Regions from separate parts of the Homo sapiens genome. Here region 1 is linked to region 2. Evidence: read pairs that join two places in POLR2A ChIA-PET (ENCODE). Cell type or tissue: PC-3. All regions are shown on one strand. Links, peaks and the distances in the headings refer to the core of each region. The heading gives the core; the rest is flanking DNA.

Evidence for each region. Peaks named below come from ENCODE experiments on the same cell type or tissue, not always from the same donor. Only the 100,000 strongest peaks of a DNase experiment are listed, where the experiment ranks them.
Region 1: POLR2A ChIA-PET joins it to region 2 with 6 read pairs; 2 of 35 experiments call an interaction of 5 or more read pairs at or near these places.

What each region holds. Positions count from the first base shown.
Region 1 is chr14:68,823,091-68,839,897 of GRCh38, forward strand. No RefSeq gene overlaps it. Among named protein-coding and RNA genes, the nearest start is that of ZFP36L1, 38 kb to the left of the region's middle. RefSeq lists enhancers at 90-189, 1,626-1,825, 1,822-2,116, 1,996-2,045. In PC-3, for the core only: no CTCF peak of the experiment used is centred there; no DNase peak of the experiment used is centred there.
Region 2 is chr14:67,990,923-68,007,729 of GRCh38, forward strand. All of the region lies in intron 7 of RAD51B (RAD51 paralog B), which reads left to right. Among named protein-coding and RNA genes, the nearest start is that of RAD51B, 180 kb to the left of the region's middle. In PC-3, for the core only: no CTCF peak of the experiment used is centred there; a DNase peak (open chromatin) is centred at 9,249; H3K4me3 peaks cover 1,048 bases; H3K27ac peaks cover 1,421 bases.

The DNA of each region.
Region 1 (16,807 bases), core at 5,061-13,060, 830 kb after region 2:
TCCAGGGAGCATAGCCTAGCTGAGGGGCAGGAATGGGCCCCTGCCTGTCCCAGGGTCAGCCCAGGGTCAGATGGGGCCAACTATAGTCCCCACGGCCAGGACATGGCTGCTGAGAGGCCCGGTGACCACAGCTGTGTTCTCTGGGCTCTGGTTGAAGCACTTTGCATGCATTAATCCTAAAGCCGATCTTTACAGCCTCCCTGAAAGGAAGGTGCATGAGGTCCCTGTTTTACAGATGAAGAAACTAAGGCTCACAGATTGGAGAAATGTGCCCATAGCTAGGTGGCCAGGAAACAGTACAGTCAGGATTCACATCCTTCTGATTCCAAAGGCTTTGCCCTTGACAACTGCTTAGAGCTTTTCTGCTGGCTGTGCCTAGCACCAGGCTGGCACCTCAGATGTTCAGGTATTCACTGGGATGAGGGAGGGAGTGGACAGGTAAGGGGATATGTGAGAGGATATGGGGATGAGTGGGAGGGCAAGTGAGTGTATAAGCGCGCATGGGTGAGTGAGTGGTTGAGCAGTCAGTGGACATGCAGACTAGTAAATGAATGTTGCGGTGGTTAAAGGGTTGACCTAGAGAGAGGAGCAATCGCTGCTCTGTCAAATGGCCTCTGGGAGTGAAGAGGGAATGGGGCTTTTGAGAAATTGGGTGGCCCACTGGGATCTGGCTTACCATGAATAATAGCCCCCAGGTGGTCTCCCCCCCTGGAAAGAACCCTACCCAGAAAGGGACTCTGGAGGCCACAGGGCTTCTGCTTGCCAGGCACACACACATTCCATGACCAAGTAATGGGCTGGCCAGGTCAATCATCTACAGGGCTTTGGGAGCTCCATTGCTTAAGAGGAACCTGGGCCACGTATCGATCTGCCCACCCCTGCTGGGAGGAAAAGAAGAAAAAGAGATCCATTGGTTCTGCCCAAGGTGGAGGTGGGGGTGGGTGGCCAAGAGGCCCCAACTGCTGTCCTGGAAAGGCAAGTAGGCCTGGCCAGGGCAGAACTCCTTTGCACTGGCTGTTGGGCCCTGGGGGTCACTGCCCGGGCCCTGTTTGCCCAAGGGGGTGGGTGCAAGGTGGTGCGGATGTGACTCAGCAAGGGGTCACTGCCATGGACAGGGAAGGCCAATGGGGTAAGGGGCAGGCTGGACTGGACCCAGGAGTCAGGATAACTTGGCAAAAAGGGGCTGTGGATCTTGGGGCTGCAGGCAGGGAAACATAGGGATCTATAGCCCACCAACACCTTCCATGAGGCACAAGGGGAAAGTAACTGGACCAAGTCAAGGGCAACTCCATGAGTTAAAGGGCACACAGGGGAACTCTCCCATCCAGCCCTCAGCCAGCTCTCCAAGGAAGACTGGAGTAAGCCAGGGGCAGGTGCTGGCCAGCGTGCTTCTGGAGAACAAGTCCCAGATGCTGCTCAACTTGGGGTCAGAGGAAGCCAAGAGGGGACCCCAGAGCCATGCCTGGTCAGGCACAGCCCCTCCCCAGCAGTGAGTTTGTACCCACTGCCCACTTCGGGAGTGGGGGCTTGTCATGACATACAGTGAGCTAACAGAGGGTATGAAGGGCCTCCTGGAGGGGGTGGGGTGCACAGGAAACTGCTCAACACCTTGGTGCCCTCCCCTGTGCACTCAGGTCTTGCATGAGCTGCCTGTCCTGGAGGAATCCTTGAAGGGGACAGACAGCACCATCCTCCCTCACCTTTCTGCACAGAGTCCCAGGAACCTGAGCAGGGCAAATGTTTTCACCACCCTGTTCTGAGAACAAATTGAGCAGGCCTATTAGCCCCATATTCCCACATGTGGTCCTGGAGACTACGCTCCATCCTGGAAAATGCCATAGAGGTCACTTTGGGCATGCGGCACAGCGGCTGTCCGAGGGGGTGTGTTTAGGGCTGGACACCTTCCGGTCCAGCACAGGCCATGAGGAGCAGGCGAGTGCCCTCTAGTGGCCTCTCCCGGCACGGGTTGCATAGAGCCCCACTTCCCAAAGACAGCTCGCCTAGGAGCACAGGGACAATCCCAGTCTCCTTCCTACAGGGTCTGGAAGCGTTGTGCAACTAACCCTCAATTTTTTCAAAAGAAAAAAGGAAGTGATAGATCTACATCAGAAGGTCATTGCAAGATGGAAGAACAACATATACAGCCCTTTAGCATGGCTTTCTTCAAATATTAGTGATGACAACACCAACAAGAGTAAAAGTTATCTTAATCCTCACAATGACCCATGAGGTAGGTGTTACTATTTCTAGTTCACAAATGAAAAAGGGGTGGCCAGGCACGGTGGCTCACGCCTGTAATCCCAGCACTTTGGGAGGCCGAGGCGGGTGCATCACTTGAGGCCAGGAGTTTGAGATCAGCCTGGTCAACATGGTGAAACCCCGTCTCTGCTAAAAACACAAAAATTAGCCAGGCATGCTGGCAGGCGCCTGTAATCTCAGCTACTTGGGAGGCTGAGGCATGAGAATAGCTTGAACCCACGAGCCAGAGGTTGCAGTGAGCCGAGATTGCACCGCTGCACTCCAGCCTGGGCAACAAAGCAAGACTCTGCCTCAAATAAAAACAAAATAAAACAAACAAAAAATACAAATGAAAAAGATACAGAACTTGGGTTTTTCAACTCAGCTGTGATGGCAAACTTGTGCTGGTGTTTAGGCACTCGACTTTAACTGCTCAGATTTTAACAAGAGGCTATTTCCAACCAAAAGCGTAGCTTTTTCTCTCCTGTCTCCTGCTCCCAAGAGAGACTGCACTGTTGAGGAGAAAGCAGGGAAATGGCTCTTCCTCCTCTCTGTGGTAAAAAGGATCAATGATAAACTTTTCCTTATCTTGTTATACTTTACAAAGGCCTTTCACCTGTGTTATCTTATTTGCACGTCACACCAGCCCTGTGAGGGAGGAAGTATTAGCCCCATCCAATATGTAACTCCAAAGGTAGCTGTCCACTTAACTTCCAGCCCTGCAGCTACACAAGCCCCATGGGACCAAACCCAAATGAAGTCTCAATAAATTTAAAAAGATAACTGTCATATAAAGTATCTCCTTGGACCACAACAGGATGAAGTTAAAAAATCAATAACAGAAATATAACTGAAGGCCGGTCGTGGTGGCTCACGCCTGTAATCCCAGCAATTTGGGAGGCCTCGGAGGTGGGCAGATCACTTGAGCCCAGAATTCGAGAACAGCCTGGGCAACATGCTGAAACCCCATCTCTACAAAATAATAATAATAATAATAATAATAATAATAAATAAAAAATAGCCAGGCATGGTGGCGCACACCTGTAGTCCCAGCTACTCTTAGAGGCTGAGGTGGGAAGATCATCTGAGCCTGGGAAGGTTGGGGCTGCAGTGAGCTGTGATCACACCACTGCACTCCAGTCTGGGCGACAGAGTGAGACCCTGTCTACAAAAAAAGAAAAGAAAAGGAAATACAACTGGAAAATTCACAAATTTGTGAAAAAACAATGCACTCTTAACCAATGGATCAAAGAAGACATCACAAAGGAAACCAGAAAATACCTAGAAATAAAAGAAAATGAAAACACAACAAAGCAAAATGTATGAGATACAACAAAAGCAGCGCTAAGGAGAAAATTTATAGCTATAAGTAACACAACATAGCAAAATGTATGACATACAATAAAAGCAGTGCTAAGGTGGAAATTTATAGCTGTAAGTGTTTACATTAAAAAACAAGAAAGATTTCAAATCAACAACCTAACTTTACAACTTGAGGAAGTATAAAGAGAAAACCAAACAACCCAATATTTAAATAAATTTAAAAAGATAACTGTCATATAAAGTATCTCCTCGGACCACAACAGGATGAAGTTAAAAATCAATAACAGAAATATAACTGGAGGCCAGTCGTGGTAGTCAAAATAAATATTAGCAACAAATGAAACTGAGAATAGAAACACAATAGAAAAGGCTGGGCACAGTTATTCATGCCTGTAATCCCAGCACTCTGGGAGGCCAAGGCAGGCAGATCACTTGAGCTCAGGAGTTCAAGACCAGCATGGGCAACATGGCAAAACCCCACCTCTACCAAAAATACAAAAAATTAGCTGGGCATGGCGGTGTGTGCCTGTAGTCCCAGCTACTCAGGAGGCTGAAATGGGCGGATCGCTTGAGCCTGGGAAGCAGAAGTTGCAGGGAGCCAAGATCATGCCACTGCACCCCAGCCTGGGCAACAGAGCAAGACCCCATTTCAGAAAAAGAAAAAGAAAAACAATAGAGATAAACCAGCGAAACAAAAAGTTTGTTTTTTGAAATGATCAACAAAATTGAAAAACCTTTAGCTAGATGGACTAATAAAAGAGAGAGAGAAGCCTCAAATTACTGAAATCAGAAATGAAAGTGGGGACATTTGGCCGGGCGCGGTGGCTCACTCCTGTAATCCCAGCACTTTGGGAGGCCAAGGCGGGTGTTATCACCTGATGTCAGGAGTTCGAGACCAGCCTGGCCAATATGGTGAAACCCTGTCTCTACTAAAAAAGTACAAAAATTAGCCAGGCGTGGTGGCACATGCCTGTAATGCCCAGCTACTCAGGAGGCTGAGGCAGGAGAATCTCTTGAACCTGGTAGGCGGAGGTTGCAGTGAGCCAAGATCGCGCCATTGCACTCCAGCCTGAGTGACAAGAGTGAGACTCCGTCTCACAAAAAGAAAAAAAAAAAAAGAAAGAAAGTGGGGACGTTTATTTCCAATTCTATGGAAATAAAAAGGATTCTGAGAGTACTATGAACAATTGTACACCAACAAATTGGATAGCCTAGGTGAAATAGACATATTCATAAAACCTACCAAGACTAAATCAAGAAGAAATTGAAAATCTGAATAGATCTATAACTAGTAAAGAGATTGACTCAGTAATCAAAACCTTCCAATAAAGAAAAGCTCTAGACTTGATGGATTCACTGGTGAATCCTATCAAATATCTAAAGAACTAACACCTATTTTTTTCAAACGTTTTTAAAAATTAAAAAGGAGGGGTTGGGCAAAGTGGCTCATACCTGTAATCTCAGCACTTTGGGAAACCAAGACAGGCAGATTGCTTGAGAGTTTGAGACCAGCCTGGGAAACACAGTGAGACCTTGTCCCTACAAGAAATACAAAAATTAGTCAAGCATCATGGTGCACACCTGTGGTCCCAGCTACTCTGGAGGCTGAGGCGAGAGAATCATTTGAGCCCAGGAAGTTGAGGCTGCAGTTAGCCATGATCATGCTGTGCACTCCAGCCTAGGCAACAGAGCGAGACCCTATCTAAAAAAAAAAAAAAAAAAAAAAAGGAGAAAACACTTCCTAATTCATTCTATGAGGCCAGTATTACCCTGAAAGCAATGCCAGACAGACATGCCAAGAAAACAATAGACCAATATCCCTTAAGAACATTGATGCAAGAACCTCAACAAAATACTGGCAAGCCAAATTCAGCAGCATATTAAAAGGATTACATACATGACCAAGTGAAATTTATTCCCAGAATTCAAGGATGGATCAACATACAAAAAATGATCAATATAATGTACCACATTAACAGACAAAAGGGAAAAATGATAATCTCAACTGATGCAAAAAAAGCATTTGTCAAAATTCAATACCGTTTCATGATAAAAACACTCAACAAATTAGGAATAGAATTCTAAATGTTCAACAACAGATGAATGGATAAAGAAAATGTGGTATATATACACAATGGAATACTTTTTAGCTATTTAAAAAAGAATGAAATTCTGTCATTCTTGGCAACATGGGTGGAACTGGAGGACATTATATTAAGTGAAATAAGCCAGGAATGGAACACTGCATGTCTCATTCATATGTGGAAGTGAAAAATAAAAGTTGACCTCATAGAAAAAGTAGAACAGAGGATACTGGAGGCTGAGAAGGGTAAGGGGAAGAGAGAGTTAGAGAGAAATTTGTTAGAAGATATAATATTATAGCTAGATAGGAGGAATAAGTTCTGTGTTCTGTACCACTGTAGGATGACTATAGTTAAAAATAAAATATATAGTTTCAAATAGCTAGAAGGAGGATACTGACTGTTCCCAATATAAGAAATGATCAGTGTTTGAGATGAGGGATATGCTAGTTACCTTGATCTGATCACTACATATTATATGTATAATCAAATCAGTAGGTAACCCATGAGTATGCACAATTATTATCTGTTGATTTTTAAAAAATAAAAGTTTTTTTAAAAAATAAAAGGAAATTACTTCAACATTAAAAAGCTGTATACAAAAAACTCACTGCAAATATACTCAATGGTGAAAAGTTGAAAGCTTTCCCTCTATGATCAGGAACAAGGAAAGGATGCCTGCTTTCACCACTTCTATTCCACATAGTACTGGAAGTTCTCACTACAGCAAGTCAATCTACAGATTCAATGCAAGCCCTATCAAATCCCAATGACTTTTTTTTTTGCAGAAAAGAAAAACTCATCCTAAAATTTATATTGAATTTCATGGTTCCCTAAGTAGCCAAAATGATCTTGAAAAAGAAGAACAAAGCTGGCCGGGCACGGTGGCTCACACCTGTAATCCCAGCACTTTGGGAGGCCGAGGTGGGTGGATCACGAGGTCAGGAGATCGAGACCATCCTGGCTAACACGGTGAAACCCCGTCTCTACTAAAAATACAAAAAATTAGCCGGGCCTGGTGGCGGGCGCCTGTAGTCCCAGCTACTTGGGAGGCTGAGGCAGAAGAATGGCGTGAACCCGGGAGGCGGAGCTTGCAGTGAGCCAAGATCGCGCCCCTGTGCTCCAGCCTGGGCGACAGAGAGACTCTGTCTCAAAAAAAAAGAAAAAGAAAAAGAACGAAGCTAAAGGACTCACTTTTCCTGATTTCAAAACAAAGCTACAGTATTCAAAACAATGTGGAACTGGCATAAAGACAGACATATAAACCAATGAAGTAGAAGACAGAGCCCAGAAACAAACCCTCACATATATGGTCAAATGATTTTTTTCCTTTACACATTTTATTTTATTTTAAGGTATGTTTATTTTTTATTGATACATAATAGATGTACATATTTTCAGGGTACATGTAATAATTTAATACATTCATATCATGTGTAAATATCAAATCAGGATAATTGAGATATCTGTCCCTTGAATATCTGTCTTTTCTTTATACTGGAAACATTCAAGTTATTCCCTTCTAGCTATTTTGAAATACATAATAGGTTATTGCAAACTATTGTCACCCTACAGATCTATAGAACAATAGATCTTACTTTTTCTGACTGTATATTTGTACCCATTAATCAACCTCTCTTCATCCCCTCACTCCCCTCTCCTTCCCAGCCTCTGAAAACCACAAATTTACTCTCTGTCTTCAAGAGATCCAAGTTTTTAGCTCCCACATATGAGTGAGAACATGCAATATTTGTCTTTCTGCACTTGGCTTATTTCACTTAACATGGTGACATCCACTTGCATCCATGTTGCTACAAATGACATAATTTTATTTTATTATGGTTGAATAATACTTCATTGGGTATATATACCACATCTTCTCTATCTATTCATCCATTGATGGACACTTAGGTTGATTCCATTTTTTGGCTATTGTGAATAGTGCTGTGATAAATACAGGAGTGCAGATATCTCTTTGATATATTGATTTCTTTTCTTTTGGATATATACCCAGTAGTGGATTGCTGGATCAAATGGTGGTTCTCTTTTTAGTTTTTTGTGCTAAAAATAGCTCAAAAAGTGCTATTGATAGTGGTTGTACTAATTTACATTCCCACCAACAGTCTATGAGGGTTCCCCTTTCTCCATATCCTCAGCAGCATCCCTTTTTGATAAAAGCCATTTTAAGTGGAGTGAGATGATCTCACTGTTGTTTTGATTTGTATTTCTTTTTTCTTTTTCTTTTTCTTTTTCTTTTCTTTTTTTTTTTTTTTTTGAGACAGAGTCTTGCTCTGTCACCCAGGCTGGAGTGCAGTGGCACGATCTCGGCTCACCGCAACCTCCGCCTCCCGGGTTCATGCCATTCTCCTGCCTCAGCCTCCCGAGTAGCTGGTACTACAGGCGCCCGCCACCACGCCCAACTAATTTTTTGTGTTTTTAGTAGAGACGGGGTTTCACTGTGTTAGCCAGGATGGTCTCGATCTCCTGACCTCGTTGATCCGCTCACCTTGGCCTCCCAAAGTGCTGGGATTACAGGCGTGAGCCACCTCGCCCAGGCTTGATTTGTATTTCTTTGATGATTAGTGATGTGGAGCATTTTTTCATACACCATTTGTGTGTCTTCTTTTGAGAAATGTCTGTTCAGATGTTTTGCCCATTTTTAAATCAGATTTTTTTTTTGCTATTAAGTTGTTTGAACTCCTTATATATTCAGTTATTAATCCCTTGTTGGATGAGTAGTTTGCAAATATTTTCTCTCATTCTGGGGGTTACCTCTTTACTTTGTTGATTGTTTCTTTTGCTGTGCAGAAGCTTTTTAGCTAGCTGTAATCCTCTTTGTCTATTTTTGCTTTTATTGCCCGTGCTTTTGAGTCTTACACAAAAAATCTTTGTCCTGGAGTGTTTCCCAATGTTTTCTTCTAGTAGTTTCATAGTTTCAGGTCATAGACTTAAGTAATTAATCCATTTTTATATATGGTAAGAAATAGGGGTCTAGTTTTATTATTTTGCATATGGTTATCCAGTTTCCCCAGCACCATTTATTGAAAAGACTCTTCTTTCTCCAGTGTATATTCATGGCATCTTCATTGAAAATTAGTTGGCTATAAATGAATGGATTTTATATCTGAGTTCTCTGTTGTGTTCCCATTGATCTGTGTATCTGTTTTATGGCAGTACCATGCTGATTTGGTTATTACAACCTTGTAGTATATTTTGAAATCACATAATGGGATGTGATGCCACCAGCTTTGTGCTTTTTGCTCAGTATTGCTTTGGCTATTTGGGGTCTTTTGTGGTTCCATATAAATTTTAGGGTTTTTTTTTTTCCTATTACTGTGAATAATATCATTAGTATTTTGAAAGGGCTTGTGTTCAAGCTATAAATTGCTTTGGGTAATATTGCCATTTTAACAATGTTAATTCTTCCAATCCATGAGCAGGGACTATCTTTTCCTTTTTCGTATGTCGTCTTCAATTTCCTTTGTCAAAATTTTATGGTTTTCCTTGTATAGATCTTTCACGTCTTTGGTTAAATTGATTCCTAGGGGCCAGGCACGGTGGCTCATGCTTTTAATCCCAGCACTTTGGGAGGCTGAGGTGTGTGGATCACGAGGTCAGGAGTTTGAGACCAGCCTGGCCAATATGGTGAAACTGCATCTCTACTAAAAATACAAACAACAACAAAAAATTAGCCGGGCATGGTGGCATGTGCCTGTAGTCCCAGCTACTCAGGAGGCTGAGGCAGAAGAATCGCTTGAACCTGGGAGGCTTGCAGTGAGCCAAGATTGAGCCACTGCACTCCAGCCTGGGTGACAGAGCAAGACTCTGTCTCAAAAGAAAAAAAAAAAAATTGATTCCTCGGTATTTTATATTCTTTGTAGCTATTATAAATGGCATTGCTTTCTTGATTTCTTTTGCAGATTGTTTGCTGTTGATGTATGTAAATGCTGATTTTTGTACATTGATTTTGCAACTTTACTGAATTCGTTTATCAGTTCTAACAGTTTTTTGGTGGAATCTATAGATTTTTCTAAGTATAAAATTATGTCATCTGTGAACAAAGCTAATGTGATTTCTTTCATTCCAATTGGATGCCCTTTATTTCTTTCTCTTTCCTACTTGCTCCGGCCAGTACTTCCAATATTATGTTGATTAAAAGGTTGAGAGTGGGCATTCTCGTCATGTTTCACATCTTAAAGAAAAGGCTTTCCATTTTTCCCTGTTCAGTATGATGTTAGCTGACAGTTTGTCAGATATGGCCTGTATTATTTTGAGATATGCTCCTTCTCTACCCAATTTGTTGAGAGTTTTCATCATAAAGGGATGTTGAATTTTATTGAATACTTTTTCAGCCTTGATTGAAATGGTCTTATGGTTCTGTTAATGTGATGTATCACATTTATTGATTTGCAAATGTTGAACCATCCTTATGTCTCTAGGATGAATCCCACTTGGTCATGGCAAATGGTTTTTTTTTGAGACAGAGCCTCACTCTGTCCCCAGGCTGGAGTGCAGTGGCACAATCTCGGCTCACTGCAACCTCTGCGTCCCAGATTCAAGCGATTCTCCTGCCTCAGCCTCCCGAGTAGCTGGGACTACAGGCATGTGCCACTATGCCTAGTTAATTTTTGTATTTGTAGTAGAGATGGGGTTTCACCATGTTGGCCAGGATGGTCTCGATCTCCTGACCTCATGACCCGCCTCCCTCAGCCTCCCAAAATGCTGGGATTACAGGCGTGAGCCACTGTGCCCAGCCGCCAAATGGTCTTTTTAATGTGTTATTGAATTCAGTTTGCTAGTATTTTGTTGAGGGGTTTTGCATCTATTTTTATCAGTGATATTAGCCTGTTGTTTCTTTTCTTGTCATGTCCTTGTCTAGTTTTGGTATCAGGGTAATGACGACCTTGTAGAACAAGTTTGGAAGTATTCCCTATTCTTCAGTTTTATTGAAGAGTTTGCATGGAATTGGTATTAATTCTTGTTTAAATGTTTGGTAGAATTCAGCAGTGAAGGTATCATGTCCTGGGCTTTTCTTGATGGGAGACTCTTTGTTACAGCTTCAATTTCATTAGTCATTATTGGCTTGTTCAGGTTTTCTATTTTCTTCATAGTTCAGTCTTGATATTCATATGAACAATATTCATAGTTCAGTCTTGATAAGTGTATATGTTCAGGAATTTATCCATTTCTTCTAGGTTTTCCAGTTTGTTGGCATGTAGTTGTTTATAATAGTCTCTAATGATTCTTTGAACTTCTGTAGTCTCACTTATGTCTCCTTTTCAGTTTCTGATCTTGTTTACTTGGGTCTTTTCTCTTTTTTTCTTAGATAGTCTAGCTAAATGTTTGTTGATTTTATTTTTTCAAAAGAACCAACTTTTTGTTTCATTGATCTTCTGTATTTTTTAAATCTCAATTTCATTTATTTCTGCTCTAATCTTTAGTATTTATTTCCTTCTACTAATTTAGGGTTTGGTTTGTTATTGCTTTTCTAGTTTCCTGAGGTGCATCATTAGGTTATTTATTTGAAATCTTTCTGCTTTTTTGATATAGTTGTTTGTTGTATAAACTTCCTTCTTAGTATTGCCTTTGATGTATCCCCCAGATTATGGTATATTTCCTTTTAATTTGTTTTGAGAGACTTTTTACATTTTTTTTCTTAATTTATTCATTGTCCCATTCATCATTCAGGAGCATGTTGCTTAGTTTCCATGTATTTGTGTAGTTTCTGAGGTTCTTCTTGTTATTGATTTCTTGTTTTATTCCATTGTAGCCAGAAAGGATACTTGATATTATTTCTTCTTTTCTGAATTTGTTGAGACTTGTTTTGTGGCCTAAGACATGGTCTACTCTGGAGAATGTTCCATATGCTGATGAAAAGAATGTGTATTCTGCAGCAGTTGGGTGAAATATTCTGTAAATATTAGTTAGGTCTACTTTGTCTAGTGTGTAGTTTAATGTTTCTTTATTGATATTCTGCATGGATGTTCTGTGCATTACTGAGAGTAGAGTGTTGACATTCCCTACTATTATTATATTGTAGTCTATCTCTCCCTTTAGATAGATTTATGTTTGATTTATATATTTGGGAGCTCTAACGTTAGGTGCATAGATATTTATAATTGTTGTATCATCTTGCTGAATCGACCCCTTTATCATCATATAGTGACCTTCTTTGTCTCTTTTTACAGTCTTTGACTTGTAGTCTATTTTATCTGGTATAAACATATCTACTTCCCTTTTTTGGTTTCCAGTTGCGTACTATATCTTATTTTAACTGGACACACTTCCAGTCTATGTGTATCTTTTTTTTTTTTTTTTTTTTTTAGACAGAGTCTTGCTCTGTCAGCCAGGCTGCAGTGACATAATCTCGGCTCACTGAAATCTATGCCTCCCAGGCTCAAGCAATTCCCCTGCCTCAGCCTCCCGAGTAGCTGGGATTACGGGCATGTGCCACCATGCCTGGCTAATTTTTGTGTTTTTAGTAGAGACGGGGTCACCATGTTGGCCAGGCTGGTCTCGAACTCCTGACCTCAGGTAATCCGCCCACCTTGGCCTCCCAAAGTGCTGGGATTACAGGTATGAGCCACCGTGCCCAGCCCAGTCTATGTGTATCTCAAAAAAAAAAAAAAAAAAAAAAAGGTATCATTCTGTCTTCTAAGCTGGAGTGCAGTGATACGATCATAGCTCACAGCAGCCTCAATCTCCTGGGCTCTATGTGTGTCTTTATAGGTGAAATGGGTTTTTTTGTAGGCAACATATAGTTGGGTCTTGTTTCTTTATCCATTTAGCCATTCTATGCCTTTTAATTGGAGAATTTAATTCATTTACATTCAGTGTTATTTTGATAAGTAAGAACTTACCACTACCATTTTGTTGCTTGTTTTTTGGTTGTTTTGTAACTCCTCTCTTCCTTTCTCTCTTTCTTACTGTCTTCCTTTGTGGTTAAGTGGTTTTCTCTGGCAGTATGTTTTAATTCATTGCTTTTTATTTGCAGTGACTCTATTATAGGTTTTTGCATTGTGGTTACTATGAGGCTTACAGAAAACATCTTATAAATATAACAAGTCATTTTACAGAGGTGGCAACTTATCACAAAGTTCTAGATCACAAAGAAAATAATAGAAACAAAAATGAAAAAAATTCTACACTTGAACTCCATCCTCCTCACATTTTGTCTTTTTATTGTCTCAATTTACATATTTTTATACTGCCTATCTCTTAGTAGGCTGCTGTAGCTATATTGTTTTTGATAGATTTGCTCTTTAGGTTTCATACTAGAGTTATGCATGAATTGCACACCACATTTACAATATTAGAATATTCTGGGTTTGTCCATGTATTTAATTTTACCAGTGGATTTTATACCTTCAAGTGTTTTCTTTTTGCATGTTCGTGGGGTGGTTTTTTTCCTTCTGGTTGAAGAACTCTCTTTAGCATTCCTTGTAAGATGAGTCTGGTGGTGGTGAATTCTCTGCTTTTGTTTGTCTGAAAAAGATTACATCTCTCCTTAATATTTGAAGGACAACTTTGCTGGATACAGTATTCCTGGATGGCAGGGTTATTTTGTTTTGTTTTGTTTTTTCCAGCACTTTGAAAATGTCATCCTACTCCCTCCTGGCCAATGTGGTTTCCATTGAGCAGTCTATTGCCAGACAAACTGATGCTCCTTTATATGTTATTTGCTTTTCTCTTGCTGCTTTTAGGATCCTTTATTTATCTTAGACTTTTGAGAGAAAATTATTTTATGCCTTGGGGTGCTCTTATTTCGGTAGAATCTGTTTGATGTTCTCTGACCTTCCTGTACTGGATATTCATATATTTCTCAAGTTTTGGAAAGTTTTCTGGTATTATTTCTTTGAATAGAGTTTCTGCCCCTTGCTGTTGTACATATCCCTCTTGAATACCAATAATTCTTAGATTTGGTGTTTAGAGGTAATTTTCTATATCTTGTAGATAATTTTCATTCCTTTTCATTCTTCTTTTTTCTCCTATGGCCATATTTTTTATTAGCCTGTCTTCAAGCTCACTAATTATTTCCTCCACTTAACCCATTCTGCTGTTAAGAGCCTCTAGTGCATTTTTCTGTTTGGCAAATGTATTTCTCAGTTCCAAGATTTCTGTTTGTTTGATTTTTTAATTATTATTTCAATCTCTTTGTTAAATTTTTCTTGGCTGGGCACAGTGGCTCATGCCTGTAATCCCAGCACTTTGGGAGGCTGAGGTGGGTGGATCGCCTGAGGTCAGGAATTCAAGACCAGCCTGACCAATGTGGAGAAACCCTGTCTCTACTAAAAATACAAAAATTAGTCTGACATGGTGGCAGGCACCTGTAATCCCAGCTACTCGGAGGCTGAGGCAGGAAAATCACTTGAACCTGGGAGGCGGAGGTTGCAGTGAGCCGAGATCACGCCACTGCACTCTGGCCTGGGCAAAAGACTGAAACTCCATCTCAAAAACAAAACAAAACAAAAGTCTCAAACATTTCTGAATTGATTTTATGTGTTATCTTGGCGATCACTGTTTCCTTAAAACTGCTGTTTTGAACAATTGGTCAAGGGGTTCATGTATCACTGTCTCATTAGAGTCAGTCACTGGTTCCTTGCTTTGTCCATTACAGAAGGTCATGGTTCCCTGTTTGCTGTTGTTTCTTCTGGATGTCTCCTCTGTTTTTGCACTGAAGGATCAGTTATTTACTCTAGTCTTCTAGGTTGGAAGAGTTTGGAGGGCTCAGAAGAAGACAGGATGATGAGGGAAAATTTGGAGCTTTTTAGATACTGAGTAAATGGTTGTGACCAAAATACTGAGAGATATAGCCAGTGAAGGCCAGGCTGATGAGGTTCAGATGGAAATGAGTAAGTTACTGAGAACTGGATTAAAGTCACTTGTGTTATGCCCTAGCATAGAACTTGGCTGCATTGTGTTCATGTCCTTATAATCTATGGAAGTTTGAACATAAGAGTAATGACCTAGGGTATCAGATGCAAGAAATTTTTAAGCAGCAAAGCATTCAAGAAGTGGCATGTAGCCAGGCATGGTAGCTCACATCTGTAATCCCAGCACTTTGGGAGGCCAAGGCTGAAGTATTGCTTGAGCCCAGGAGTTCAGCCTGCGTAAACAGTGAGACACCGTCTCTACAAAAGATTTAAAAATCAGCCAGACATGGCAGTGCATGCCTGTGGTCCCAGCCACTCAGGAGACTGAGTGAGACAGGAGGATCAATTGAGCCTGGGAGGTCAAGGCTGCAGTGAGCCATGATCATTCCACTGCACTCCAGCCTGGGTGACAGAGCGAGACTCTGTCTCAAAAAAAAAAATTTTTTTAGGAAAAAATAAATATAGGAGTGATGTGGCTGCTTCCAACAGTCTAAATCAGATGCAGGAGAAAAGGAATGACTTAAAGTTGGAACTTATATTTAAAAGGGAAGCAGAGCATGGAAGTTTGGAAAATTTGCAAACTGGCCCTGTGGCAGATAAATAAAAATCATTTTCAGGCAAGAAATATAAGCAGGCTGCAGAGCAAGCACTTGCTAAACAGATTGGCACAACTAAAAGGGAGCCAAGTGCTAATATCTAAGACAATGGGGAAAAGGCCTTGAAGGTATTTCAGAAATCTTGGAGAAACCCTCTCCTATTATAGACCCAGAAGCCTAGGAGGAAAGAATGGTTTTAGGGGGCAGGCCCAGAATGCAGCTGCTCTGCTCTGCCTCAGGAGGCTGCTCCCCGCATTCCAGTTACTTCAGCTCCAGCCTCAACTCACAGGAGCCCAGGTACAGCTTGGGCTACCACTCCAGAGGGTGCAAGCTATAAGCTTTGGTGCTTCCACATGGTGTTAAGCCTGCAGGCTCACAGAGTGCAAAAGTAAAGGAGGCTGCCAGCTTCCTGCTGGATTTCAAAGGATGTTCCAGAAAGCCTGAGTGTCCAGGCAAAAGCCTCCTGCAGGGGCAGAGCCCTTATGGAGAACCTCTACTAGGGCAGCACCAAGGGGAAAGGTGGGGTTGGAGCCCCACACAGAGTCCCTACCAGGGCACTGGCTAGTGGAGCTGTGAGAAGGGGTCTGCTGCCCTCCAGATCGCAGGATGGTAGAGACATGGGCAGCTTGCATCCTGAGTCTGGAAAAGCCACAGGCACTCAACCTCAATCTGTGAGAGCAGACACGGAGGCTGCACTCTGTAAAGCCACAGAGGCAAGGATGCTTGAGGCCTTGGGAGCCCTCCCCCTGCACCAGTGTGTTCTGGATACAAGACATGGAGTCAAGGATCATTTGGGAACTTTGAGGTTTAATGTCTTCCTTGTTGAGTTTCAGACATGCATGGAGCCTTCAGCCTCTTTCTTTTGGCCAATTTCTCCCTTTTGGAATGACAATGTTTACCCAATGCCTGTACTGCCATTTTATCTTGGGGTAAATAACTTGATTTGATTGTACAGCCAAAGAGATGGAAGGAGATGAGACTCAGATGAGACAGGACTTTGGACTTGATGCTGGAATGAGTTAAGACTTTTGAAGACTAGTGGCAGGGAATGATTGTATTTTGCAATGTGAGAAGAACGTGATATTTAGGGGGCCGGGATGGAATAATATGGTTTGGATGTCTGTTTCCTCCAAATGTCATGTCAAAATGTAATCCCCAGTGTTGGAGGTGGGGCCTGGTGGGAGTCCCCACCACTGTGTGGGGGTGGATCCCTCATAAGTGGCTTAGTGCCGTCTCCTTGGTGATAAGTGAGTTCTCCCTCTGAGTTCCTATGAGATCTGGTTGTTTGAAAGTGTGTGACACCTCCACCCTCTCTCTCTTGCTCCACTTTCACCATGGAATATGCCTGCTCCCCCTTTACATTCCACCATGGTTGAAAGCATCCTGAGGCCTCACTAGAAGCTGAGCAGATGCCAGTGCCGTGCTTCCTGTACAGCCTGCAGAACAGTGAGCCAACTCAACCTCTTTCCTTTATAAATTGCCCAGGCTCAGGTATTTCTTTATAGCAATGCAATAATGGATGAACACACTAATTAGGGACATACAAATCAAAACTATAATGAGATACCACTCACATACATTAGGATGGTCACTATTAAAAAAACAAAACAAAACAAAAAAACAGAAAATAACAAGTGTTGCTGAAAATGTGGAGAAATTGGAACCTTTGTTCAACGTTGTTGGGAATGCAAAATGA
Region 2 (16,807 bases), core at 5,003-13,002:
TTAGAGAGGGTAGAAGGGTGAAGCCTTACTCGAAACCATTTCAGAGTAGTTAACTCCAGACTATATACTAATGGAGAAGAAGAGTAATACAGATAAGTTAAAACATTAGATAATGATTGCTCTTTATTGCTTTAAAAAAACATGGGGAAGAGCAGTTGGGAATAGGACCCAGGCACTTAAATCTGGGAAACTCATTTTTGGTCTTTTTTTCCCACTGCTGCAGTAGCCTGGGCAGGATCCCTAGAGACACAGCCTTCAGGCAGGAAGATGGAGGAGAGAAAGCAGATCACAGACCCTAAACATCTGTAGGTTCTCTCTCTTTCTTGTTCCCTACAGCTGGTGAATCTGAATTGAATCCTTAGTAAAGTTTCATATTAGGTGATTTAGTAGATGCTAGTTAAGGAAAAATGATGATCTCTAAGAATTAGCCTGATTTTATTAAAAAAACTTTGTGGAGATTAACCTAATTTCCTTCTTCTTAGGAAGGCTATTAGACTGTTGATCACAGCAGACAGGGGTCTGAATTTCATGAAGTTTTTTGACATGGTCCATCATGATATCACTGTGGGCAGAATGGATGAGAGGGATATGATATAAAAATACGGTTATGTTGTTATGCAGCTGGCTGAACAGCCATCTGAAAGAGTGATATTTAATGGTCTGTGTTAACCTGGAAGGAGAACTCTGGGATACCATAGGAATCTGTCTTCACCTTCATTATATATATCAACAAAGAGTTAAAAGAAATATAGCTGGCCTACTAATTAAATTTGTAGATAATATACAGTTGAGGAAGGATGGCTTAAATTATTGGGTGATATAGACAGGAGTCAAAATTATTGGGTGATATAGACAGTCTCAATAAACATAGGAGTGCAGATATCTCTTTGATATAGACAGGAGTCAAAAAAGCTCTAAAAATATCAGGATGATAGGCTTAACCAGCAAGATAAAATTTACTGAGAACAAGTTTATAATATAATATATAATGCTATGTATTACAGAATAGAGGAGAAATGGCTTAGATGTAGGGGTAGGAAAAAAGGCTTAACGTTCCTAAGTTAACAGAAAACTTAATATGGGCAACTTTGTCATGTTTCTTTCAAAAAAATGCATTGTGATCTTAGGAATGTCTAGAACATTAATAGAATGTCTAGAATAAGATTAGTAGTAGTCCCGCTTTATTCTATGCATCGGACTATTTTGTTCTGATTATCGCAGTCTGAGAGTGATAAGCTTCAAGCACATCCAGAAGAAAATGGCTAAAGTTTTTCACATAACAAAGCTACAAAAAGAAGCCTATAAGGAGTCATAATAGCTGTCTCCTGATATTTGATGGGCAACCCTTTGGAAGGAAGGTTAGAATGAGACTGTGAAGCTCCAGAAGGTAAAGTGACAACCAATTGTTACATGAAGATGGATTTTGACTCCATATAAAGAATATTTGTCTGGTCCTTAAAGCTGTCTAAAAAATGAAATAGACTGTGCTGGGAGTTAAGTAGTGAATTTTCCAGGGTGTTGCCAAACTACCTTAAGGGTATGTGGTAATAGAAGAAATTTATTCATCAGAAAGGGGGTAAAACTAGTTGATGTTTAGATTCAGTCTACTCTTTTTGGTGGTGTGTTTCCTACTTGTTTATACCAATTTACTCTCTGTCGTTTGGCTAAGAGGCAGAGAATGTCTTTGACCATAAATTGATAAACAGGATTCATCTGTATATGTTATTATCAAAACATGCCTGTTACTTTTCCAAGAAGCTTTATTCTTATCTACTCCTAAAATATCTTTATGAAGTTAAAAGGACTTAACATAAGTATTTAGAAGGAAAAATGTTTTTTTTTTCTAGGAAGCATTATTTATATTTGGCACTTTTTTATTAGTGTCAAAAACAAGGTGATCACACTGCAGCTATAAGAAGATAGTGCTATGAAATGAATATGTGCAGATACATCAGAGTAACCAGGTTCATTGGTTTGTTCACTCATTTGTTTTTTACTCATTCATTAATTTATAAATATTTTTTCGGATACCTGGTAAGTGCTGGTCGCTCTGCTAGGTACTAGGAAGTTGATATATACTATAGTTTCTCTGACCATTTACCTAAAAATCTGTTAATAGGCTCCATTTCTTCTAATCATCCAAGAAACATTTTTTTAATTTTTAATTTTTGTTGGTACATAGTAGTTCTGTATATTTATAGAGTACATGAGATATTTTGATACAGATACACAATGTGTAATAATCACATCAGGGTAATCATGCTTGAGGGTATGGATACCCCATCTTTTAGTTATTTTAAAATGTACAAAAAATTATTGTAAACTATACTCACCCTGTTGTGCTATTTAGCCCTATATTTTATTAATTCTATCTAATTATATTTTTGTAGCCACTAACTATCCCACCCTCCCTCCATCCCGCTACACTCCCCAGCCTCTGGTCACCATCATTCTACTCTCTATTTCCATGAGTTCAATTATTTTAATTTTTAGCTCCCACAAACAACTGATAACATGCGAAGTTTGTATTTCTGCGTCTGGCTTACTTCACTTAACATAATGACCACCAGTTCCATTTATGTTGTCACAAATGACAGGATCTCATTCTTTTTTATGGCTGAATATTACTCCGTTTTGTGTATATACCACATTTTCTTTGTCCATTCATGTGTTGATGGACACTTAGGGTGCTTCCAAATCTCGGCTGTTGTGACTAGGTCTCCAATAAATATGGGAGTGCAGATATCTCTTTGATTTACTGATGTCCTTTTTGTGGATGTATACCTAGCAGTGGGATTGCCAGATCATATTGTAACTCTATTTTTAGTGGTTTTAGGACCCTCCAAACTGTTCTCCATAGTGGTGGTAATAATTTACATTCTGTCAACAGTGTATGAGGGTTCTCTAGTAAACAATTATTACTTTGTTTTTTGTGATGTAACCTCTAAAGACAAGTATAAAAGAAACACTGGAAAATACTGATTTTTAACGCTGTATGCTAGCTATTCTAACAACTATATGTTAATAACTTAATATATAACTGTTAGTATATATAATAACAGCTGTATTATAACTATTAGGTATCCATAAAAATATCATGCCTTTATGTACTTTAATATTAATATTGCTTTGAAACTGAATGCTGAGGTAGAATTTGTTTTTTCAGGTTTCTGTTTACTGTTAAGAGTTTTCTATATTTTCTTCCTTTTCCTTTTTTGGACTGTTGTTAATTTCCATATTGCTTTTTGAAAGGAGAAATAAGATATTGTTAAGGGGCCCAAAAATATACACTAACCACTGTTTTTTTCAAGAAAAAAAAGCCATTTTTTTCTCTTAGATAAATATTTTTTAGCTGGTTTTAATTTTAATGTGCATCATTGCTAGGTAGGCAAGAATGATCTTGAAAAAGAAAGCTTTTGTAATATTAAGCCAACAAAGACATTGCCTGCAGGATAAATGAATAGTTGAACATATTCACTGGTTACATGGTCAAGTTTTATCTTTAACTTATTTTAATATAAGATGGTTACTATGTTTCATATTAAGAGTGTACCCTTTTAACAGTACCTTATAAATAATTCTTAAGCCCAGGTAGGGTGAGTTAGAAGTATCTAGTTTTACAATTAGAAATATGAAATGAGAAATCAGTGCTCCTTTGTATGACTAAGCTCAAGCAGGATTTAAGGCAGGGAGGGGTCACCACTGATTGATCTTCAAATCTTACCATGTCTAAGACTGTTGCTGCTGCCATTTGTCTTTCTCTGGTTTTCTAGGATTCTTTGGCAAAATGTTAGCTCCTTTTCATCAATCTTCCCATCTGCAACTGATGATTTTCTCTAGCATTTCCCATAATCATCTCAAGATTGCAGAGAAATAGAAGAGATATTTCTACACTCATGTTTATAGCAGTGTTAGACACAATAACCAAAAGGTGGAAGCAACCCAAATGTCATCAGTAGATGAATGAATAAACAAAATGTGGTGTATAAATATAATTGAATATTCAGCTTTTAAAAGGAAAAACATTCTGACACATATACAACACGATGACCTTGAGGATGTTATGCTAAGTGAAATAAGCCAGTCACAAAAAGACTAATAATGTATGATTCCATTTATATGTGGTACCTAGACTGCTTAGCAGATTAAGGGATCTTCAGGATTTGGAGTATAAGACACACTCGGCCGGGCATGGTTGCTCACACCTGTAATCCCAGCACTTTGGGAGGCTGAGGTGGGCAGATCATAAGGTCAAGAGATCGAGACCATCTTGGCCAACATGGTGAAGCCCCATCTCTATTAAAAATATAAAAATTAGCTGGGCGTGGTTGGCACGCACCTGTAGTCCCAGCTACTCGGGAGGCTGAGACAGGAGAATTGCTTGAACCTGGGAGGCAGAGGTTGCAGTGAGCCGAGATCACGCCACTACTCCAGTCTGGCAACAGAGCGAGACTCCATCTCAAAAACAACAACAACAACAACAACAACAACAACAAAAAGAACACACTCACAATAGGATATAACTAAGTCATCTACTCCACATGTCCAAAACTGGGAACTTAGGATCTTTTTCTCACACATTTATCCTTGCTCCTTCCATCCCAAGTTAGAAATATGGATGTCAACCCATACTGCTTTTTTCCCCCCTCTGAATACTATTGGAGACCAAGCCCTGCTGATTTTATATTCTTTTTTTTTTTTTTTCTTTTGAGACGGAGTCTCTCTCTGTCACCCAGGCTGGATGGAGTGCAGTGGCGCAATCTCAGCTCACTGCAAGCTCCGCCTCCTGGGTTCATGCCATTCTCCTGCCTCAGCCTTCCGAGTAGCTGGGACTACAGGCGCCCGCCACCACGCCTGGCTAATTTTTTGTATTTTTAGTAGAGACGAGGTTTCACCGTGTTAACCAGGATGGACTCGATCTCCTGACCTCGTGATCCGCCCGCCTTGGCCTCCCAATGTGCTGGGATTACAGGCATGAGCCACCGCGCCCGGCCTATATTCTTCATTTTTAAAAAATCTGCCTTCTCTACATTACTGGTACAATTTATTCATTCAAGGAGTACTTAATTATATAGTATTCCAGATGGTGTCAGTTCTGTGAAAAAAGAAAAAGTAGGGTGGGATGGGAGTTTGGGAGTGTGGGAGGTGGGGAGAGAGTTGCAATTTTAAAAATGGTGGTAATGGTGGTCCAGGCTTGGTGCAGTGGTTCATGCCTGTAATCCCAGCACTTTGGGAGGCCGAGGTGGGAGGATCGCTTGAGCCCAGGAGCTCAAGTCCAGCCTGGGGAACAAAGTGAGACCCGGCCTCTACACAAAATTAAAAAATTAGCTGGGTGTAATGGTGTGCCCCTTTGGTCCCAGCTACGTGGGAGCCCGAGGCAGGAAGATTATTTGAGACCAGGAGGTCGAGGCTGCAGTGAGCCAAGATCATGACACTGCACTCCAGCCTGTGTTGACAGAGTGAGATTCTTTCTCAAAAAATAACAACAATAATAAATAAATAAATAAATAAATAAATAAATAAATAAATAAAAGATGTTCCATAACGGTGAAATCTCAGCAAAACCTGAAGGAAGTAAGCCATGAGAATATTTGGAAAAAAGGCTTGCCAGATAGAGAGAACAGTCAGTGCAAAGGCTGCAAGATGAGAGCATGCTTGGTGAGTTCAAGGAACTCCAAGGAAGCCAATAGATCTGAAGTGGAGAGAGCAGGAGGAAGAGCCATGGGAAATGAGGTCTTAGAGGTAACAATGGTCTGCTTATGTAGGGGTTTTGTGAGGCACTGAATGGATGGATGCATTGGGCAGAGAAGAGACACCTAATTTATATTTTTAAGAGATCACTGGCTGCTGGTTGATACTAGGTTGTATGAGCAAGGGATGAATTAGACAAGCTAGGAGGTTGTTGGAATATTTCAATCAAGAGAAGGTAGCTTAGACAGAGTGGTCAGTGACAGTGGAGGCAGTGAGCTGTGGATTCTAGAATTTGGAAGATAGAGCCAGCATGAGTTTCTAATAGATTAGATGTAGGATATAAGAGAAAGAGTTAAGATAAATCTACGTTTGTTTGTTTGTTTTTTCCTGTGTAAGTGCATTTTACATCAACTTAGATGGGAAGGAAGGCTGTGGGTAGAACAGGTTTAGAGGGGAAGAACAGGACTTGTTAACTTTGAGATGTATGTTAGGTATCTAAGTGGAGTTATTGAGTAGGAAGTCAGATATATGAGTTCAGAATTTCATTGGAAGTTAATTTGGGAGTTGTATGAAAATACATAGTATTTGAAACAAAAAACTAGATACAATCCCCAAGAGAATGAATAGACAGAGAAAAGGAACAAGAACTTAGCCCAGGGCATTTCAACATTAAGAAATATGGATTCAGGCAAAGTAGGGGAAAAGAGGGAACCAACAAAGGAGACTGAGAAGAAGCAACCAATGAGATAAGGGATGAAATCAAGAGTATAGTATTCTGGAAGCCAAGTGAATGAAGAGTATCAAGGAGGAGAGAGTGATGCATTATTGCCTTAGTTTAGGTCTTAGTCACAGTCACGTCCTAAATTATGACAGTTTACTTTGGTCTTTCGGCCTCTAGCTGCCTCCAACCCCTTCTCTATACCTCATCTTTTTCCTATTGTCTGTGATCAAAATGTTCTTTAAAATGAACACAGATGGTTTTCTTTCTATTTATGCTGTTTGTCATTTGTTGAGATGCTTTTACCTGTTTTTTGATATTTTGTCAAATATGGTAAATTTTTGGCCATTAATTTTTCACGTACTGTCCTGCCCTCTCAGCCTACCCATGGTACTGTATTTACATGTAAGTTCAACCAGTTAATACTGTTCCACAGATCAGCGAATCTTTGCTAATTTTATTTGTCTTTTTTCTTTCTGTGCCTCAGTGTGGATATTATTGTGTGCTTCAAGTTCATTATCTTTCTCGTGCCAAATCTGCTATTAATCCCATTATTAATAGTAATATGGAAATTGTGAATGTGATGCTGATGAATGCAGAACTCTATTGTCTTTCTGTAAAGAATGTTGAGCTTTCTTCTAGGAAGTAGTTTGAGTGAATTGTGGATCAGTACAACCCTTTTGACACTTGTTAGAGTTTGTCCAGAGTTGTTTTTACTCTAGGGCAGTGGCTCTCAAAGTGTGGTACCTGGACCAACAGTATCAATGTCACCTTGGAGTGATGCTTAGCAATCTGTGTTTTAATACATCTCTAAGTTATTGTGATGTACTCTTAACTTTTAACCTTTTACCCCTTTAGAAAATATAAGTGCAGCTTACTGCCAGTGCTTTTTTAACGTTACATAAACATGGGTCTTTGAGGCTGAAGCAAATCTGACTGATTTTCAATGTGGAAATAAAATATAAAAACTGTTCTTAGAGTTATTTTTAAACTGAACTAACATCAGAATCACCTGAATCATCAGAATCGTCTATTTCGGAAAAATTAGATTCAGCCAATAACTGTTTGAGAACTGTGTTAACATCATGTGTAGGAATGCTATGTTTTCTAGGATTTGACATTTTTGGTGATTGAGAATTACTACATTTTGTAAATGGATATATCACTACCAAAAACAGAATGGTACAAATAGAATGATGTATTTTGTTTCCAAAGTTGATATACTAGAGCAATGTGAAAGTAATAATTAAAATGAGATATTACATGGCAAAGTTATCTCAGGGTAAACGCTGCAGCCGCAAGTGCCACTGGTGAGTATTCTCTGGGCAGATGGGAAAAGGATCAAGAACCACTACTCTGGAGCTAGTTCAGCCTTACTACTAGGATGTAACCCTTCTGGAGTCTCTGTGCAGTGCTCTAGATATTCAATGAGGTCTCTCTCCTTTACCTTGTCAAAATGTCTCACAGTCTTATATGAGTACTGGGAATTATTTAGATTAACATTCATGGTACTTTGTTTGTTCTTATGGAATTTACTCTATGTATGTGCAGCTTAATTTTCAGTCATAGTCTCAAGGGGAACCCTGTGTAGATTTCCTGAGCTCTTCTCTGCATAGCTCTTCCTCTTTAGCACTCTGCCCTGAAGAGTCCATCTCTTTCCTCCTCTTTAAACTCTGAACTCTGTCACCCTAACTTAGTAAGACCTCTGTACTCTGCTTGGGGTTATCATTCCTTGTGGTGCATTCCAGAAAGTGCTTCCAGACAGACATCAGGGCGACCTTGTTCATTTTCCTTTTCTCAGGGATCACAGTCTTAACACTAACTTTTGTCTGAGGTGTGACAGTAACTTTTTTGTATATTTTTCCAGTTTTTTCAGTGTTTACAGTAGGACAGATCTGGTACTAGTTATTCTGTTATAGCTGGAAGTCCAGGTACTTATTTTTTATGGTCATGAGGCTACATAGAAGCTCATTATATGAGGAAAATAAATGCTGTACTAATTTCTTCACATGATTTCAGGCAGCACTAGAGTGCTATATGATACATATTAGGCACTGTGCTAGCATAGGAGGATTAAAACCCAAATGGGATAGTGCCTTTGTCTTCAAAGATCTCATGACCTACAAGAGTGGACTGGTATATAAACAACACATTCCAAGTCAGTTTGTGATAAAGGCAGCATGAAATTATATAAAGGCCATAGACTTTGAAATCAGATAGGCTTTGGTTAAATCCCAACTCCATGACTTACTATTGTATTATGCAACCTCTCACATCTTTAGTTTTCCAACTGCAGAATGGAGATAATAGTACGTTATAGGACTTCTGAGAAGGTTAAATTAAAATTCTTTTATAAAGCACTTGACTTGGCATATCATAGAGGTTCATTAAGTATTAGGTTTATTTCCCGTTAGAATACACATAGGATAGAGGAGCAGTTAATTTTTATTATTACTATAGAAATCTTCAGGGAGGAAATGATATTTAAATTGTGCCTTGAAGGTGGAGTAGGGTTTTGATATGTGTTAGATGGGTTCCAAGGACATTCTACTTTTAAGGAACTAAATGAGCAAGGGCTCAAAGGTGTAAAACGTGGGGAAGGCTGTAAATACACTTATGAATGTCAGCATAGTCCAGAACCTTAGGAAAAGCAATTTAGGTCTTAAAAACAAACAAACAAACAAAAAGACAACAAAAAACTAGTAGTAGGAATGTAAAAATGAAGAAAAAAAGAACAAACAGAAAGTCTAACCCCATAGTAAAAGTATACTTCCTTAGGCCATTCCTATTTATTGCCATGACTAATAAATTTGGGAATGCCTGTGGAAAATTCCTGTGGGCTGATCTTTTCTTAACCACTATTCAAGACTGCTTTACGTTGATAGTCTAAGCCGATCATTTCATTAATATTAAACTCCAGAGCTCATTCCCGAGTTTCCAAGAATTTGCTGAATTGCTTTTCTCTGTTATCTGCTTCTTTGGGTAACTTCCATATTTTTCTTTCTTGCCCTGTAAAAATTGATTTCCTAGGTTTTCCAAGTGATTGATAATGTGACAGTACTATAAAGACTTTTCTTAGACTCTGGTATGTTCGCATTTAGTACAAATACTGTCAAGGGTTTTATAAAGTGTATAACTAATATACTTTCTACATATCTTTTACTAGGGAATTCTAAACTTAAGTATTTTATTTCATTGAGGTTAAAATATGTCCTGTTAAGATTTTTTTTCTCTTTTAAATTATTAGTGTTTTGCATTGTTAAAAATCAGCTGGCTTCTTGGATTGAGTTTACTTCACTTTTCCAGTGGGTAACTTTTATCTGACCTTTAGGTCTGTAATTGTTTGGTTTGTTTTCTGAAGCTATGGAATGTTTTGGAAAAAATAAGCCTCATGGAGAAGGGCTATTATCCCTGAAAATGATGAGACCGGAAATGAGAAAAGCAAAAATCAGATATCACCCTTGACCATGTGGATTTCAGTTTTTAAAAAGTCTTTATCCTCTGTCTCTGAGAACCATTATTTGGAAGTCTGTTTCTCTGCCTCTCTGTGATAAGTTCTCACCAAAGATCCTCTTGTGTTTTTATTAGAATTACATCGAATTCATAAATTGGGGAGAATTTATGTATTTATAATATTGAATCTTTTCATTTATGAAAATGGTTTATTTCTCTATTTAGGTATTCTATAATATTATAGACTTTTGTCCTCAAAGATCTTACAAATCATAATTTGGTTAGATTTATTCATGGGTTTTTAATAGTTTTTAAAAAATGGGATCTGTTTTTATTATGTAATCCAATCAGTTCTTGGATCAGAAAATTGATTTTTATATTTAAAGTCCAGCAAAACTGCTTTGCATGCTTATTAAAATGGCTTGCAAACTATCGTATATTTTCTATGGAATCATATATGCAGTAGCAGTTTTTCTTCTATTCCAAACCTCATACTTCTTTATTCTTGAATAGAAGTGTCATAGTGGGATTTTTTCTTATTCCTGATTTCCGGAGACTCCAATATATCATTTTTCATTTTAGAAAGTTTATTTTTCTTGCTATATTGGTGGAAGCTTTTTTCTTAAGTGATGAATCAATGTAAAATTTTATACTTTTTTATTTTGGAAATTTCTAGTTTATTAGGGTCCTCTTTTAATGGACAAGGCAGTAGAGACTCAAAAAGGTAATGGAGTTTATTTATTTATTTATTTATTTGATTTTCAACTTTTAAGCTCAGGGGTGCATGTGCAGGATGTGCAGGTTTGTTGCATAGGCAAATGTATGCCATGGTGGTTTGCTGCATAGATCATCTCATTACCTAGGTATTAAGCCCAGCATCTGTTAGCTATTCTTCCTGATGCTCTCCCTCTTCCCATCCCCCACCATCCAAGGCCCCACTATGTATTGTTCCCCTCCATGTGTCCCTGTGTTCTCATCATCCAGCTCCTACTTACAAGCGAGAACATGTGGCGTTTGGTTTTCTGTTCCTACATTAGTTTGCCGAGGATAATGGCCTCCAGTTCCATCCGTGTCCCTGCAAAGGACATGGTCTCAATTTTTTTATGGCTGCATAGTATTCCATGGTGTATACGTACCACATTTTCTTAATCCAGTCTATCACTGATGGACATTTAGGTTGATTCCATGTCTTTGCTATTGTGTATAGTGGTGCAGTGATCATATGTATGTATGTATCTTTATAACAGAATGATTTATATTCCTTTGGGTATATAAGCAGTAATGGGATTGCTGGGTCAAATGGTATTTCTGCCTCTAGGTCTTTGAGGAATCGCCATACTGTGTTCTACAATGGCTGAACTAATTTACACTCCCACCAACAGTGTAAAAGTGTTCCTTTTTCTCTGCAACCTTGCCAGCATCTGTTGTTTTTTGACTTTTTAATAATAGTCATTCTGACTGATGTGAGCCATTGTGGTTTTGATTTGCATTTCTCCAATGATCAATGATGTGGAGCTTTTTGTTATATATTTGTTAGCTGCATGTATATCTTCTTTTGAGAAGTGTCTGTTCATGTCCTTTGCCTACTTTTTAATGTTTTTTTTTCCTTGTAAATTTGTTTAAGTTCCTTGTAGATGCTGGATGTTAGACCTTTGTCAGACAGATATATTGCAAAAATTTTCTGCCATTCTGTTAGAAACTATAATCAGCTTGATGATAGTTTCTTTTGCTGTGCAGAAGCTCTTCAATTAGATCTCATTTGTCAAGTTTTGCTTTTGTTGCAATTGCTTTTGGCATCTTCATCATGAAATCTTTGCCTGTGCCTATCTGCTGAATGGTATTGCCAAGATTTTCTTCTTGGGTTTTTATAGTCAGGGTTTTACATTTAAGTCTTTAATTAATCTCGAGTTGATTTTTGTATATGGTGTAAGGAAGGAGTCCAGTTTCAATTTTCTGCATGTGGCTAGCCAGTTCTCCCAGCACCACCTATTAAATAGGGACTCCTTTTCCCATTGCTTGTTTTTGTCAGATTTCTTGAAGATCAGATGGTTATAGGTGTGTGGTCTTATTCCTGGGTTCTCTATTCTGTTCCATTGGTCTATATGTCTGTTCTTGTACCAGTACCATGCTGTTTTAGTTACTGTTGCCTTATAATATAGTTTGAAGTCAGGTAGTGTGATGTCTCTAGCTTTGTTCTTTTTGCTTAGGATTGTCTTGGGTATTCAGGCTCTTTTTTGGTTCCATATGAATTTTTAAATAGTGTTTTCTAATTCTGTGAAGGATGTCAATGGTAGTTTAACGGGAACAGCATTGAATCTGTAAATTGCTTTGGACAGTATGGTCATTTACATGATATTGATTCTTCCTATCCATGAGCATGGGATATGTTTCCATTTGTTTGTGTCATCTGTGATTTCTTTGAGCAGTGCTTTATAGTTCTCCTTGAAGAGGTCCTTCACTTCCCTTGTTAGCCTGGGTATTTTATTTTCTTTGTAGCAATTGTGAATGGGAGTTCATTCATGATTTGGCTCTTGGATTGCCTGTTTGTGTATAGGAATACTAGCAATTTTTGCACATTGATTTTTATATCCTGAGACTTTGCTGAAGTTGCTTATCAGCGTAAGAAGCTTTTGGGTTGAGAGGATGGTGTTTTCTAGGTATAGGATCATGCCATTTGCAAACAAAGATAGTTTGACTTCCTCTCTTCCTATTCGAATATCCTTTATTTCTTTCTCTTGCCTGTTTCCCTGGCCAGAACTTCCAGTACTACATTGAATAGGAAAGGTGAGAGAGGGCATCCTTGTCTTGTGGCAGTTTTCAAGGGGAATGCTTCCAGCTTTTGCCCATTCAGTATGATATTGGCTGTGGGTTTGTCATACATGGCTTTTATTATTTTGAGGTATGTTTCTTCAATACCTAGTTTATTGAGAGTTTAAACATGAAAGGATGTTGAATTTTATTGAAGGCCTTTTCTGCATCTGTTGAGATAATCGTGGTTTTTTTCTAGTTCTATTTATGTGATGAATTACATTTATTGATTTGCATATGTTGAACCAACTTTGCATCCCACGGATGAAGCCTACTTGATTGTGGTGGATAAACTTTTTGATGTGCTGCTGGATTGAGTTTGCCAGTAAAATTTTGTAATTTTTAATATCTACTAAGATAAATCATATGGCTTTTTTATCCCATTAATGTGGTAGATTATGTTAATGGCTTTTGTAGTGTTAAATCATCCTTGCATTGCCAAATAAACTATACTTAGTTATTTAAAAAGAATATATTGCTGTAATCCCAGCACTTTGGGAGGCCGAGGTGGGCGGATCACAAGGTCTGGAGATCAAGACCATCCTGGCTGACACGGTGAAACCCTGTCTCTACTAAAAATACAAAAAGAAATTAGCCAGGTGTGGTGGCGGGTGCCTGTAGTCCCAGCTACTCGGGACGCTGAGGCAGGAGAACGGCGTGAACCCGGGAGGTGGAGGTTGCAGTGAGCTGAGATCGCGCCACTGCACTCCAGCCTGGGCAACACAGCAAGACTCCGTCTCAAAAAAAAAAAAAAAAAAAAAAAGAATATATTGGTGGATTTTTTTGTTACTATTTTGTTTAAGAATTCCTTGTAGTTTTTGTTTGTAGTACCGATTTTTCTTTCTAGATTATAGAAGAAGCTCAGCAGCTTTCTTCATTTTCTATTCTCTGGAAAAATTTTTATAACATAGGATTTTCTCATCATGAAGATATGGTAAAACTTATTTCCACATCCTCCATACTTGATGGAGTTTCTAAGTAGGAGGGCTTTTAAAAATAATTTATAAATTGAAATATAATGTATTTATGGGAAAATTGCACAAATGATAAATGTAGCTGTAGCTCAATGAATTTTCACAAACTGAACAATCTCATGTAACCAGAATCCAGATGAAGAAACAAAAAATTACCAATGTCCCAGAAGCCCCCACTGTGTGCCCTTTCAGCCACTGCCTTTTCTGAGGGTGACCACCTACTCCAGTTTCTAAACTGTGTATTTTAGGGGGGTTTGGTTCGTTTTTGAACTGTATACAGATGAAATTATACAGAATGCTTTTTTTTTGGTATATGGCCTTTTTCACTCTGTAGTGTATTTGTGAGATTCATCATGTTGTATTGTGTAGTTGTGGTTCATTCTGTTTGCTGTGCAGTATACTATTTTGTGATTATTCATACAATAGAACATATTACATATTTATGTATCCATTCTACCATTCTACTGTGTGTGTGTGTGTTTTTTTTTTTTTTTTTTTTTTTTTTTGAGACAGTGTCTCTCTCTGTTGCCCAGGCTGGAGTGCAATGGCAGATCTCAGCTCACTGCAACCTCCGCATCCCACGTTCAAACAATTCTCCTGCCTCAGGCTCCTGGGCAGCTGGGATTACAGGTGCATGCCACCACGCCCAGCTAATTTTTGTATTTTTAATTGAGGTGGGGTTTCACCATGTTAGTCAGGCTGATCTCGAACTCCTGACTTCATGATCTGCCTGCCTCGACCTCCCAAAGTGCTGGGATTACAGGCGTGAGCCACCATGCCTGGCCCATTCTACTGATAATGGAGTTTTGCATGCCTTCTAGTTTTAGCCTAGTGTAAATAGGGCTGCTATGGACATTTTGGTGGACTTATTTGCACATTTCTTTCAACCTAGGAGTTGAATTATTGGGTCATCAGTTATGCATGTATTTAGCTTAGTGATGTTGCCAAACAGTTAAGTTGTTGAACTAATTTATATTCTTACCAGCAGTGTTGGAGTACTGGTTGCTGCACATTCTTGTTGGGCTTCGTATTTAACTACTATATTTTAGCTACTCTAGTGGGTATATTGAATAACATGTAGTATGCTGTTAACTTGCCTTTCTTTGATGATTAAGCACATTAAACACTTTTTTCATATACTTATTGGTTATTTGTATAATTTTGGTGAAGTGATGTATTGCTTCTCGACATGCTATAAAGAAATACCTAATACTGGGTAATTTATAAAGAAAAGAAGTTTAACTGGCTTATGGTTCCATAGGCTGTACAGGAAGCATAACGGCTTCTGGGGAGGCCTCAAGAAACTTTGAATCATGGCAAAAGACAAAGGGGAAGCAGGTGCATCTTACATGGCAGGTGGAAGAGAGAGAGGAGGGATGTGCTCTACACTTTTAGCAGGAGGAAGAGAGAGAGGAAGGAGGTGATAACACTTTTAAACAACCAGGTGTCGTGAGAACTCTATGAGGAGAACAGCACCAAAGTGATGGTGCTAAACCATTTATGAAGGATCCACCTCCATGATTCAAACACCTTCCACCAGGCCCCACCTCCAACATTGGGGATTATACTTGAACGTAAGATTTGGGTGGGACACAGATCCAAACCATACCAAGTGCCTACTCAAGTTTTTGTCCATTTGAGTTGTCTGCCTTTTTCTTAATGACATGCAGAAGTTCTTTATATATTATAAATACCAATTCTTTGTTGATTTTATGTACTACAACTAGCTTCTCTATGGGTATATTTTTATTAGTTACTCAGTTTTTAAATAGTTATCCAAACTTTCTATTTCCTTTTGAGATCTTTTTAATAACATTTTTCCAGAAAGTTGTTGATTTATCTTAATTTTTAAACCTACTGATAAAAAGTTGTTTAATCTATTTTTGGTATCCTTTCAATTATTCTAGAAAATTATTAGTTGCTATCGCTTTAAATATTGCATATACAAGTATATATGAGGATGTGTGTGTATTTTTAATATAACTGGTAGCATACTTTACATACTGTTTTGTACCTTATTTTCTTCACTTAATATTTCTTGGAAATCCTTGCATTTCATTATATAAGGAGTGCATCATTTAAAAAATACTTTCATAGTATTTAATAATATTATGTGATAATATATTTACCCAATTTTTTATTGATAGGAATTTGAATTACTGCTAGTCTTTTGCTGTACCAAGCAAAGCTGAAATTAGGATAAATACATAAAGTGGAATTTCTGGTCTTATAAACTCCTGGGCTGATGATAGAGTATTAACTTTTATGTTTATGTTCCATTTTTAATGTTTTAAGTCTTTTAGAAATTGAGATATAAATGACATGCAATAAAATTCACCATTTTAAAGTGTACAGTTCAGTGGTTTTTACTTTATTCATGGAGTTGTGCGATCACTACCAGTATATAACTCCAGAACATTTTCATCATCCCAGAAAAAACCCTTAGTAGTCACTCCAGATTCCTGCTTTCCCCCAGCTCCTGGCACCCTCTAATCTATTAGTTTTCTGTCACTGTGTATTCGTCTATTCTGGACCTTTCATATAAATATAGCTATACAAATGTGATCTTTTGTGCTTGGTTTCTTTTACTTAGTATAATGTTTTCAAGGCTCATCTATATTACAACATGTATTTATGCTTATTTTCTTTTATGTATGGTCAAATAATATTTCAGTGTATGGATATACCACATTTTATTTGATGGTTATTTGACTCAGTTTTACTTTTTGTCTATTATCAATAGTGCTGCTATGAATACTTGTATCTACGTTTTGTTTGGACATGTGCTTTTAATTCTCTTGACTCTATATCTGGGAGTAGAATTGCTGGGTTCTATAGTAATCCTATGTTTAACTATTTGAGGAACTGCCGAACTGTTTTTCTCAGTAGCTGCACCATTAGCACTGTGTGAGGTTCCAATTTCTTCACACTTTTATCAACGCTTTTTATTTTCCTTACAAATTAAAAAAAAAATTATACCTGCTATTCTAACGAGTATGAAGTGGTATATCATGGTTTTGATTTTCATTTTCCTAATGTCTAATGATGTTGAGCAGATTTTCATGTGCTGATTGGATATTTACATCTCTTCTTTGGCAAACTGTCTTTTCAGAGCCTTTGCCTCTTGTTTAATTGGGTAATTTGTCTTTTTATTGTTGAGTTG